Regions from separate parts of the Homo sapiens genome. Here region 2 is linked to region 1. A link is a contact called in ENCODE Hi-C or POLR2A ChIA-PET data. All regions are on one chromosome and are shown on one strand. The core of a region is the stretch at or near the end of the contact, and the rest is flanking DNA. Distances in the headings are between cores, read along the strand shown.

Region 1 (6,056 bases), core at 2,189-4,688:
GAAGTTAATTACAATCTTGAGAGGCTCTTTTTCGGGCAACTCCTTACATCTTTTTTGACTAATACGCAAACTCATAAGAACAAGTACTTCCTCTAGTCCATCGCAAATAGAATTAAAAATAAATAAATAAAAAGAACAAGTACCTCCAAAATACATTTCTGTACCATTACCACATATGTTCTCCCTAAAATGCCTGAACCACTCACAAGCATATCCTATTTAAATTAATTTTTAAAGTTTCAACTCACCCTGACAATGGACTAAGTGTACCCTCAATGAAATCACCGAACTCATCAGACACCTATTTTTAGTTATACAAACACTATTTATGTAAATATTTTCACTTATTCAATTTCTCAACATATTGTTAACTGAAAACCAAACATGTTACCATGTACCAATATGGGAGGTAGGAAATAAACATATTTAGAACACTATGCCTGAATGGCTATGTTTTAATTAAAAGACAGGCATGCAAATAAATGATTACAAATTAAGTGCCTCAAATGAAATCTCTACTAGTTGCTTAAAGAGCACAGTGAAATAAATGCCTAATTCTGGCTGAGACATTCAGGTAAAATTTACAAAGGGGTACTACTTGAGCCAAGTATTGAGGCCAAGGTGAAAGGGACCTTACAGGCAAAGGGAAAAATAATGCAGAAAGGCTTACACATGTGAGCAAAGACAGAGGCAGTTGGAATAAACACAAAACGTATTTTTGAGACACACAGGAAGTATAGTCAATGAGACTCTGTAATTGATTTAATATTGGGATTGAGGAGAAAGAAAAATTCAAGGACAACTCTCAGTTTTCTATATTGAGGAAATAAGTGAACAATGACAGATCCAAGTAGTGATAAATAATACTCATTAAGTGCTTACTATATGTCAGCCATTGAGCTAACTGTATCACTTCACTCAGTTGTGAAATTAACAGTTAAGAAAATATAGACATAAATGCATATGACCTATTTATTGAGGAGTAGATAATTTTCCAGTCATCTATGACTACCAAAAAGCATTTTCCCATTTATCATTTTGTCTTCTTGAACCACTTTATTTCCTGGGGTTCTCCAATTTCACTGTCTCCTAATGCTCTAACTTTTCTACTCACTCGTTCTCATACTTCTTGGCTCCTCCCAAGATCCTCTTTTTAATTTAATGTACCCTCATCATAACTTTCCTTGGTTTCCTATTCTCCCCAAACATAGTACATTATAAAAATAAAAGCCGGGCATGGTAACTCACGCCTGTAATCTCACCATTTTGGGAGGCCGAGGTGGGCAGATCACCTGAGGTCAGGAGTTCGAGACCAGCCTGGCCAACTTGGTGAAACCCCATCTCTACTAAAAATACAAAAATTAGCTGGGAATGGTGGCATGAGCCTGTAATTCCAGCTACTGAGGAGTCTGAGGCAGGAGAATCGCTTGAACCCAGGAGGCAGAGGTGGCAATGAGCCGAGAGTGTGCCACTGCACTCCAGCCTAGGTGACAAAGCGAGATTCGATCTCAAAAAAATAAAAATAAGGCTGGGCACAGTGGCTCATGCCTGTAATCTCAGCACTTTGGAAGGCCAAGGCGGGTGGATCACGAGGTCAGGACTTCAAGACCAGACTGACCAATATAGTGAAACCTAGTCTCTACTAAAAATACAAAAATTAGCTGGGTGTGGTAGCACATTCCTGTAATCCCAGCTACTCAGGAGACTGAGGCAGGAGAATCGCTTGAACCCAGGAGGCGGATGTTTCGGTGAGCCGAGATCGCGCCATTGCACTCCAGCCTGGGCAACAAGAGCGAAACTCCATCTCAAAAAAATAAAAAAACAAAAACAAAACAAAAAATAATTTAAAAATAAAAAATATCTAGGCAAAGATGTACCCTAAAATGCATAAGCAAAAAGTCATTAAAAAACATTATGTCCCGGCCAGGCACGGTGGCTCACACCTGTAATCCCAGCACTTTGGGAGGCTGAGGTGGGCAGATCACCTGAGGTCAGGAGTTCCAGACGAGCCTGGCCAACATGGTGAAAACCCCGTCTCTACTAAATATACAAAATTAGCCGGGTGTGGTGGTGGGCACCTGTAATTCCAGCTACTAGGGAGGCTGAAACAGGAGAATCACTTGAACCCGGGAGGCCTCAGAGATTGCAGTGAGCTGAGACTGCACCATTACACTCCAGCCTGGGCAACAAGAGCGAAACTCTGTCTCAAAATAAATAAATAAATAAATAAATAAATAAATAAATAAAACATTGTATATGTAACTATGTAAAACCAAGTATAAACTGACTTGGAGCAAAATTTAGGTAACCCCCAATGTGCAGTATTAAATAAGTTTTGTTATCCTACTAATTATTTTCAGATGGAATTTCAGCAATGACAAAAAAAATTACATGTTTTTGTTTGTTTTGAGACAGGGTCTCTTGCCCTGGCGGGAGTACAGTGGCACAATCTGGGCTCACTGCAGCCTCGACCTCCCGGGCTCAAGCAATCCTCCTACCTCAGCCTCCCAAGCAGCTAGGACTAGAGGCCTGCACCACCACACCCAACTAGTTTTTTTCATTTTTAGTAGAGACAGGATTCTGCCATATTGCCCAGGCTGGTCTTGAGCTCCCAAGCTCAAGCAATCCACCCACCCCAGTCTCCCAAAGTGCTGAGATTATAGGCGTGAGCCACCATGCCTGGCCAAAAAACAATTACATATGAATAATGAAATATATCCCAATTATTCCTGCTACCTATTTATTAACATACTATTAAGTAGGTGAAAAAGTTTCCTAGTCCTAAATACAATTGTACTTGGTAATAGCTCAGCTGATGGCAAATGTAGTGGTTACTGTTGTATTTGGATTTGTGCCTGGATTTAGTGTGAAATGAGGATATTCCCACTGCTGAGTTTTTCTGCTACGTCATCAGATCACATCTGCCATAGGATATGTTTCCAACATAACATCAGCAAAAGCAATCAAGACATATTTTTTGGGGGGAGGGTAGAGCAGGTTTTCATTTTTCCAAAAATTGCACCAAGGTAAAGCAAAGCTCTAGCTGAGGCGGGAGTGTTGTGTAGGCATTAGCAGTGCTGCCCTTGTTATGCAATCCTTGGACAGCAGCGCAACCCCAAGAAAAGGGTGGTTAAAACATGCTTTCTTATTAACTTGCTCAAAGTGTCAAAAGTCTGCCAACTACAAATCTTTAAAATGTTCAATAATAGTATGTGGGAAAAAAAAGTGTGTGTACACACACACATCCCCCCTAGTAAGGCTATATAATGTGCTGCAGGTTTTAAGGTCAAACTGACAGAAAGGCTGGGATCCTGGCTAAGCCCCACCCTTAAGTTTGTCCTAAGTGAAAACAGCTGACCCTATTTTTCAGCCCAAATGTTGCCTTTTTGGCCTGCCCCGCCCCTATCCTGTGCCCATAAAAAGACTTCAGCTGGCAGAGCAACACAAGCGGCTGAGTGTCAAGGATACAAGCAGCTGAGCATAGGAAAAATTCGGCTATCTTCAGACAGTGCGGCTTCGGAGAGGGGCCTGCCAGAGACAGCCCAGCTTCAGGGAAAGATCACCTTCCCATCCCCTTTCCAGCCTCCCTTTCCGCTGAGAGCCACCCACTGCTCAATAAAGTCTTCTGCATTCATCACCTTTCAAACAGTTCGTGTGAGCTGATTCTTCCTGGACACCGAACAAGAACAGGGTGCTGAGAGGACAGGGGCCACCATCCTGACTGACCCTCCACTGAGGTGGCTGGCACTTGGCAGGCCCTGTCTTGCTCTGTTACCCAGGCTGGAGTATCGTGGCACGATCTCAGCTCACTGTAGCCTCTACCTCCCAGGTTCAAGCAATTCTCCTGCCTCAGCCTCCCAAGTAGCTGGGAGTACAGGCGCATACCACCATGCCCAGCTAATTTTGGATTCAGGAGGCTGAGGAAGGAGAATGGCGTGTACCCAGGAAGCAGAGCTTGCAGTGAGCAAAAGACTTGAACAGGCATTTCACAAAAGAGGATATCTAAATGCCAGTAAATAAATTCAGTTAATATGGTGTTCAACATCATTAGTCATCAAGGAAATGCAAATTAAAAGCAAAATACCTAAAATGAAAAAGACTAGCAAAGATGCAAAACTACCATAACTCTCATATAGCGCTTATAGGAATGCAGAACAGGTACAACCAGCTTAGAAAACTGGCAATCTTACTACACCTGTACATATATGTAGCCTAAGGTTCAAAAAGTCCACTCCTTAATAAATATTTTCACCAAAATACAAAAACTGAAATGTTCATAAATAGGAATATACATACAGACAAAATCTGAAACTACCCAAATGACCCTCAATAGGAGAATGGATGAAGTGGAAGAGTCATTTATAGATTACTACCTAGCATGAGAACAAATGATCTACAACTACACATAATGTGGGTAAATCACATCAACATATATGACAAAGAAGCCTGACACAAAAGAGATTCAAAAAATAAAAAAAATTATGGCCGGGCACGGTGGTTCACGCTTGTAATCCCAGCACTTTTGGAGGCCGAGGCGGGCAGATCACAAGGTCAGCAGATTGAGACTGAAATGGTGAATTTTATGTTATATATACTTTACCACCAAAAAAACCAGGAATATTTAGGACATTGGAGGGGACAAAAGTTTTAAAATAGGACACAAAAAGTAATATCCATAAAAGAAAACATTGATAATTCTGATTTTATTAAAACCAAGAACTTCTGTTTCATCGAAAAAATCATTAAAACAGGGAACAAGCAAGCCACAGAGTGGAAGAAGTTATTCACAATACATGTATGTGGATTCACATACACAATCCAACAAATGATTTAATATGCACAGTATATAAAGAACTCCTATGAATAAAGAGTATGACTCTATTATGAAATTCAAGAATAAGCAAAATTAATTCATACTGTTAGAAATTAGGATAGGGATTATCCTGGGAGATGGGAAGATGGTTCTGTAAGAGAACACAAGAAAGGGCTTCTTGTAGTACTGGCAATTTTCTTTTTTCATGATCTGAAGACTAGATATACAGATGCCCCAGTGTGTGAAAATCCACCAACTGCTATATTTATGACACATACAACTTTCTACCTTCACATGTTTTGATCAAATTAAAAATGTTGGCTGGGTGCGGTGACTCACGCCTGTAATCCCAGTACTTTGGGAAGCCTAGGCGGGTGGATCGCCTGAAGTCAGGAGTTCGAGATCAGCCTGACCAACAAGGTGAAACTCCGTCTCTACTAAAAATACAAAAATTAGCCAGGCGTGGTGGCAGGCACCTGTAGTCCCAGCTACTCGGGAGGCTGAGACAGGAGAACTGCTTGAACCTGGGAGGTGGAGGTTGCAGTGAGCTGAGATCATGCCACTGCACTCCAGCCTGGGTGAGGGAGCAAGACTCTGTCTCAAAAAAAAAAAAAAGTTAATTACATTTCAGTTAAGTATGATAACCATGTGTATTTAAAGAGATTTTATACTCTGTCAGAGTTCAGGGATGAATTACTGATAAGCACATTAGAAAACTAAATGTGAGCCGGGCACCAGTGACTCACGCCTGTAATCTCAGCACTTTGGGAGGCTGAGGTGGGTGGATCACCTGAGGTCAGGAGTTCGAGACTAGCCTGGCCAACATGGTGAAGCCCCATCTGTACTAAAAATTCAAAAATTAGCCGAGTGTGGTGGTGGGCACCCGTAATCCTAGCTACTCAGGAGGCTGAGGCAGGACAATCACTAGAACCTGGGACGTGGAAGTTACAGTGAGCCGACATCACTCCACTGCACTCTAGCCTGGGCAACAAGAGTGAGACTCCATCTCAAAAAAAAAAAAACAAAAAAAAACACACAAAAAAACTAAATGTGGAGGGATGAAGAGGAATTCCAGCAAAAACAAAAAACAAAACACTACACTACATGTGAAAGAAAAGGTAATAATGGTGTATGACATGGTTCAACCGGAACTATTATTTACATAGTTATATTAATGTAAACACTGAAAATTAGTCTAAATTAAAACTATAACTACTGGAAATATGGAGAGCTAATGAATACG
Region 2 (6,028 bases), core at 455-2,954, 72 kb before region 1:
AACCTGATATTTGTTTAAGTTTCCTTTTTAAAGATGGTCTCAAACACCTGGATTCCTTAAAGAATCTTCTTATTTTTTTTCTTTTTTTCTAGACAGAGTCTTGCTCTGTCGCCAGGCTGGAGTGCAGTGGCGCGATCTTGGTTCACTGCAACCTCTGCCTCCCGAGTTCAAGTGATTCTCCTTTCTCAGCCTCCAGAGTGGCTGGGATTACAGGTGCCCACTGCCACGCCCTGCTAATTTTTGTATTTTTAGTAGAGACGGGGTTTCACCATGTTGGCAAGGATGGTCTCGATCTCCTGACCTCCGGATCCGCCCACCTCTGCCTCTCAAAGTGCTGGGATTACAGGCGTGAGCCACCGCACGCAGCCTAAGTATTCTTAAAGATGTCCCCCTATCTCTCAGTTAAATTAGGTGGGTCTCATTTGGGATAATAAATTGATGCAGTAGTTGCATCTCGTGAAGCTGTTTATGTTTTTTTTTTTTTATGAAGCTATTTAAAGTAACAAAATTATGTTGAATATTTTTGACTCTTTTCAGTGAGCCTTTGAATACATCTTTATCAATGACCAGTGCAGTACAGAACTCCACATATACAACTTCCGTCATTACCTCCTGCAGTCTGACAAGCTCATCACTGAATTCTGCTAGTCCAGTAGCAATGTCTTCCTCTTATGACCAGAGTTCTGTGCATAACAGGATCCCATACCAAAGCCCTGTGAGTTCATCAGAGTCAGCTCCAGGAACCATCATGGTAAGTGGTATTTTAGTTTTTTTCTCAGAAGATGTCCGTCTTATTTGGAAATTAATGTTTGGTTAAATTATGCTTCTTGGATATGATTTTATTTTACAAATTGACTAACCTTTTGAGTAGAATCCTTATAGTTCATTGAGTTTGTTTATAGTGGGCATCTCTAGCACCCATGCTCTTGAGTGTGTGGATAGATCTGCAGGTTCATACACTTTGTGGAGAAAACCAAGCATGCGTGTAGTATGAGCACTTTGGCTGTAGTACTGGGTACTTCTACATTGTCTGAAATATCTCTGAATATTTCATGTACTGCTTTCTCTCTGATTGCCCCATTTGCTTTGAATGTATTTGCTTCTTCATCACTGTTAGGTATTTTTGTGTTAAAATTATGTATTTTCTACCTAGTTTTTGTTAATAATACTGGACTATAGATAAAGGAACCAGATCTATTTTTGATATAGTTTTAAAGTTTTACCCTTCTAGATTCTTGCTAACTGCATATCTGATGGTCATTGCCAGTTGTATTGCTTTCTGTTAAGTTGAGATGTACCAATATCTCCTGAGAATCTTAGAAAGAAACTTAAAAAAGAACAAGTATACACATTTCATGTCACACTAGTAATACTTGAACATCATTCTGTCCCAGGAAATTAAAATAATATGGATGACACTACAGGCATACCTTGGAGATACTGCAGGTTGTTTTATACCACTGCAATAAAGAAAGTTGCGCTAATTTTTTGGTTTCCTAGTGCATATAAAAGTTACAATGTGGATATCTTAATTAAAGATACTTTATTGATAAGAAATGCTAAAAATTAATATGTGAGCATTCAGTGTGAGCAATTCTGTGGATTGTTTGTTTTTTGGGGGAGTACAGGTTCTTGCTTTGTCACCCAGGTTAGAGTCCAGTGGCGCGATCACAGCACACTGCAGCCTTGACCTCCCGGGCTCAGTGAGTCCTCCCACCCTAGCCTCCCAAAGAGCTGGGACTACAGACATGCATTGCCATGTCTGGCTGACTTTTGTATTTTGTTTAGAGACGGGGTATCACCATGTTGCCCAGTCTGATCTTGAACTGCTGGGTTCACGCAATCCACCTATCTTGGCCTTCTTCCAAAGTGCTGGGATTATAGGGTGAGCCACTACACTGGGCTCTTTGTTCCTTTTATCACTTGACATTATTTTGTAAATATGACATGATAGCTTAGGATTTCAGCTCAACAACTCTGTATGTCCAAGGTTTCTGAGTAAATTTTTAAGCCAACAATTTTTATTAACAGTGCTGGAACTTGATAATCCTATGAGTAAATCCAAGCCCTTGCCCCACAAGAACCCCTCCTAGGGTGTATACACCCTCACACACACATTTGCAGCATCTTACTTGGTGTAGGCAGCTGAGAAAAGTATAGATATGCTTCCAGTTTAGGAAGAAGCCTTTCTAGAGCCAAAGAAACGACACTGTGGTGGTTCCCATATTAAATCTGCCTGCATGCATCCGATGTCTTAACTGCATTTGAATTAAGGAATCTTGTCGTCGTGGCCTTCTTCCTCCTCCTCCTTTTTTTCTTCTTTTTCTTTTCTTCTTCTTTCCCCTCTCCCTCTCCCTCTCTTCCCTCTCCCTCCTCTCCCTCCCCCTCCTCTTTCCCCTCCTCCTCACCCTCCTCCCTCCTACCTTATTTTTTCTTCTTCTTCCTTCCTTCCCTCTTTCTTCTTCTTCCTTCTCCTCTTCTTCTCCTCCCCATCCTCCTCCTCCTCCCCTCCTCCTCCTCCTCCCCTCCTCCTCCTCCTCCCCCTCCCCCTCCTCCCCCTCCCCCTCCTCCCCCCCTTCCTCCTCCCCTTCCTCCTCCCCTTCCTCCTCCCCTTCCTCCTCCCCTTCCTCCTCCCCCTCCCCCTCCCCCCCTTCTCCCTCCCTCTCCTTCTCTTCTTCATTTTGATACAGGGTCTGGCTCTGTCACCCACTGAAGTGCAGTGGTGTGATCACAACTGCCTGCAACCTCAGCCTCCCGAGTAGTGGGGACTGCAGACACATGCCACCATACCTGGCTAATTTTTTTGTAGAGATGGGGTTTCATCATGTTACCCAGGCTAGTCTCAAGGAATCTTGTCTTATAAAGCACACAAATGGCTGAGAGCATTAAAAACACATAGGAATCTGGGCGCAGTGGCTCACTCCTGTAATCCCAGCACTTTTGGAGGCTGAGGCAGGCAGATCACCTGAGATCAGGAGTTCGAGACCAGCCTGGGCAACATGGTGAAACCCTGTCTCTACTAAAATACAAAAATTAGCCTGATGTGGTAGTGCGTGCCTGTAGTCCCAGCTACTACTTGGGAGGCTGAAGTGGGAGAATCGCTTGAACCTGGGAGGCGGAGGAGGTTGCAGTGAGTGGAGATCACACCGTTGCACTCCAGCCTGGGTGACAGAGCAAGACTCCATCTCAAAAAAAAAAAAAAAAAAAAAAGACATAGGAAATCAAATAATGTTATTAAGCTATGTTTTCTGAGATTATGCCACTCTACCTCTAATGAGACATAAAATCACAAACAGGAATAGAATCTTGGAACATATAAACTGAGTAAAATGGGGAGCTTTCCATGTTTTGTCTTTTCATCATTCCCTTCAACTAAACATTTAGAAAAATATTTGTGTCCCTTGTCCGTCTTGGATGGATCATCCTCCCTTCCTTTTTCTCTTCCCCTTCCACAGCCTGGAATATCCACAGATTAAAATTACCTTCTCAGAGATGCTTTGACAGAAATAAGTTAGAGTCTATATCCTGACAGATGGGCACTGAAACAAGAAAAACCATGTGAACTATGGAAATTTCAATGACAAGCTTTTTTTTTTTTTTTTTTGAGATGGAGTCTTGCTCTGTTGCCCAGGCTGGAGTGCAATGGCGTGATCTTGGCTCACTCCAACCTCCACCTCCCGGGTTCAAGCGATTCTCCTGCCTCAGCCTCCCTAGTAGCTGTGATTACAGGCACCCATCACCATGCTGGCTAATTTTTGTATTTTTAGTAGAGACAGGGTTTCACCATGTTGCCCAGGCTGGTCTCGAACTCCTGACCTCAGGTGATCTGCCTGCCTTGGCCTCCCAAAGTGCTGGGATTACAGGCGTGAGCCACCACGCCCGGCCAATGACAAGCTGTTTTTGTTTCAACATAAGTTTTTGAGAAGCTTATCGTGTAACATTTCTTACATAATCTAAACAATCATGTTGGGCTGGGCATGGTGGCTTATGTCTGGAACCCCAGCACTTTGAGAGGTGGAGGCAGGTGGATTGCTTGAGGTCAGGAGTTTGAGACCAGCCTAAGCAACATGACAAAAAACTCTGTCTCTACAAAAAATACAAAAAGTGGCTGGGCGTGGTGGTGCGAGCCTGTGGTCCTGGCAATTTGGGAGACTGAGGCAGGTGGATCACTTGAGCCCAGGAGTTCACAACCAGACTGGACAACATGATGAGACCCTGCCTCTACAAATAATAATAATAATTAGGTGTGATGGTACAGACCTGTAGTCCCAGCTACTCGGGAAGCTGAGGTGGGAGGATGGCTTGAACCAGGAAGCGGAGGTTGCAATGAGCCGAGATCACACCACTGCACACCTGCCTGGGTGACAGAGCCAGACACTGTCTCAAAACAAAAACAAAAAAACAAAAGAAACCCCCCAAAACAACTATACACAATGTAGTTGTGTGTAATGTAGTGTGTGTAAATATATGTATCTATTTTTTGAGAGGGAGGTTTGCTGTTGTTGCCCAGGCTGGAGTGCCACGGTCCCGGCTCACTGCAACCTCTGCCTCCTGGGTTCACGTGATTCTCCTGCCTCAGCCTCCTGACTAGCTGGGATTACAGCCGCCCACCACCACACCTGGCTAATTTTTTTTTTTTTTTTTGTATTTTTTAAATAGAGACGGGGTTTCATCATGTTTGCCAGGCTGGTCTTGAACTCCTGACCTCAGGTGATCAACCCACCACAGCTGCCCAACGTGCCAGGATTACAGGCATGAGCCATTGTGCCCAGCTTAATTTTTTTTTTTTTTTTTTTTTTTGAGACAGAGTCTGGCTCTATCGCCCAGTGCAGTGGTGCGATCTTGGCTCACTGCTACCTCTTCCTCCCAGGTTCAAATGATTCTCTTTCCTCAGCCTCCCGACTAGCTAGAACTACAGGTGTGTGTCACCCCACCTAGCTAATTTTTGTAGTTTTAGTATAGGTGGGGTTTCACTATGTTGGCTAGGCTGGTCTCGATCTCCTGACCTCAAATGATACGTCCTCCTTGGCCTCCCATAGTGCTGGGACTACGGGTGTGAGCCACTGCATCCCCTGTCAACTTGATACTATGTATTCTCAACTACATGCTAGATAATTTTACTTATTTACACCCCAGACGCAGTTAAATTGAACCTTTGTCAGACTTTTCCCTCTGTATATTGCTACTTGTTGATTTTCCATCCTGGTTTTAGACATTAGTTCTTGATGTGCTACCATGCAATATAATTTTCACTTTTTTTTTTTTTTTGAATCACCACCAGTCTCACTTTATTTTTTAGAAAGAGTTTGTGTTGGATTGTTCTCCTTCCTACCTTAAATATTTAGTAGCATTCACCAGTACAGCTGTCTGGGCCAGAAGTTTTCTTTGCAAGGAGTTTTGTAATTGTAAATTCAATTCCTTCAATTGGTAGAGGGCTATTCAGACTGTTTTTTTTTTTTTTTTTTTTTTTTTTGAGCTGGAGTTTTGCTACAGTGCCCAGGGTGGTCATGAACTCCTGGGCGCAAGCAGTTCTCCTGTTCCAGCGTTCTGAGTAGCTGGATTACAGGTGTGGGCCACTGTGCTTCAGTTTCTTTTGCTGTTTGTGTATGTCAAGGAATTTGTCCATTTCATCTAAGTTGTTAATTTACTGGCATAAAACTTCAATGTATTTCTTTCCTGTCCTTTTAATGTTTCTGAGATCTATAGTGGTATTGTCTCCTTTATTTATTTATTTGTTTTGTTTTGTTTTGTTTTTTGAGATGGAGTGTTGCTCTGTTGCCCATGCTGGAGTACAGTGGCGCAATGTCAGCTCACATGGTGGCTCACACCTGTAATCCCAACATTTTGGGAGGCTGAGGTGGGTGGATCACTTGAGGTCAGGAGTTTGAGACCAGCCTGGCCAACATGGTGAAACCCCATCTCTACTAAAAATACAAACATTAGCCTGGTGTAGTGGTGCGCGCCTGTAATCCCAGCTACTTGGGAGGCTGAGGTAGGAGAATCACTTGAACCTGGGAGATGGAGTTTG

Evidence for each region. Hi-C counts contacts between places; a loop is a spot of excess contacts on that map. ChIA-PET counts read pairs that join two places held with the same protein, here RNA polymerase II (POLR2A). Pooled maps may share reads with other maps.
Region 2: a loop to region 1 is called in a map of heart left ventricle, with 4 times the contacts of the local background. The contact joins two enhancer-like sites. A Hi-C loop is called at or near these places in 3 of 168 maps with a recorded cell type or tissue (heart left ventricle and tibial artery) and 1 of 50 pooled maps. POLR2A ChIA-PET finds 5 or more read pairs at or near these places in 4 of 52 experiments (B cell, H1, activated CD8-positive, alpha-beta memory T cell and 1 more).

Annotation. Positions count from the first base shown.
Region 1 is chr9:33,865,615-33,871,670 of GRCh38, reverse strand. All of the region lies in intron 1 of UBE2R2 (ubiquitin conjugating enzyme E2 R2), which reads right to left. It also overlaps the pseudogene RNU4ATAC11P. Among named protein-coding and RNA genes, the nearest start is that of UBE2R2-AS1, 50 kb to the right of the region's middle. Within about 2 kb of position 3,438, at least 17 of the 41 ENCODE cell types and tissues checked have a DNase peak (open chromatin) inside an H3K27ac peak, as active enhancers do.
Region 2 is chr9:33,936,372-33,942,399 of GRCh38, reverse strand. It overlaps UBAP2 (ubiquitin associated protein 2), which reads left to right. Exons shown (of 29, transcript NM_001370062.2): 16 at 538-751. Among named protein-coding and RNA genes, the nearest start is that of SNORD121B, 5.0 kb to the right of the region's middle. Within about 2 kb of position 1,704, at least 2 of the 41 ENCODE cell types and tissues checked have a DNase peak (open chromatin) inside an H3K27ac peak, as active enhancers do.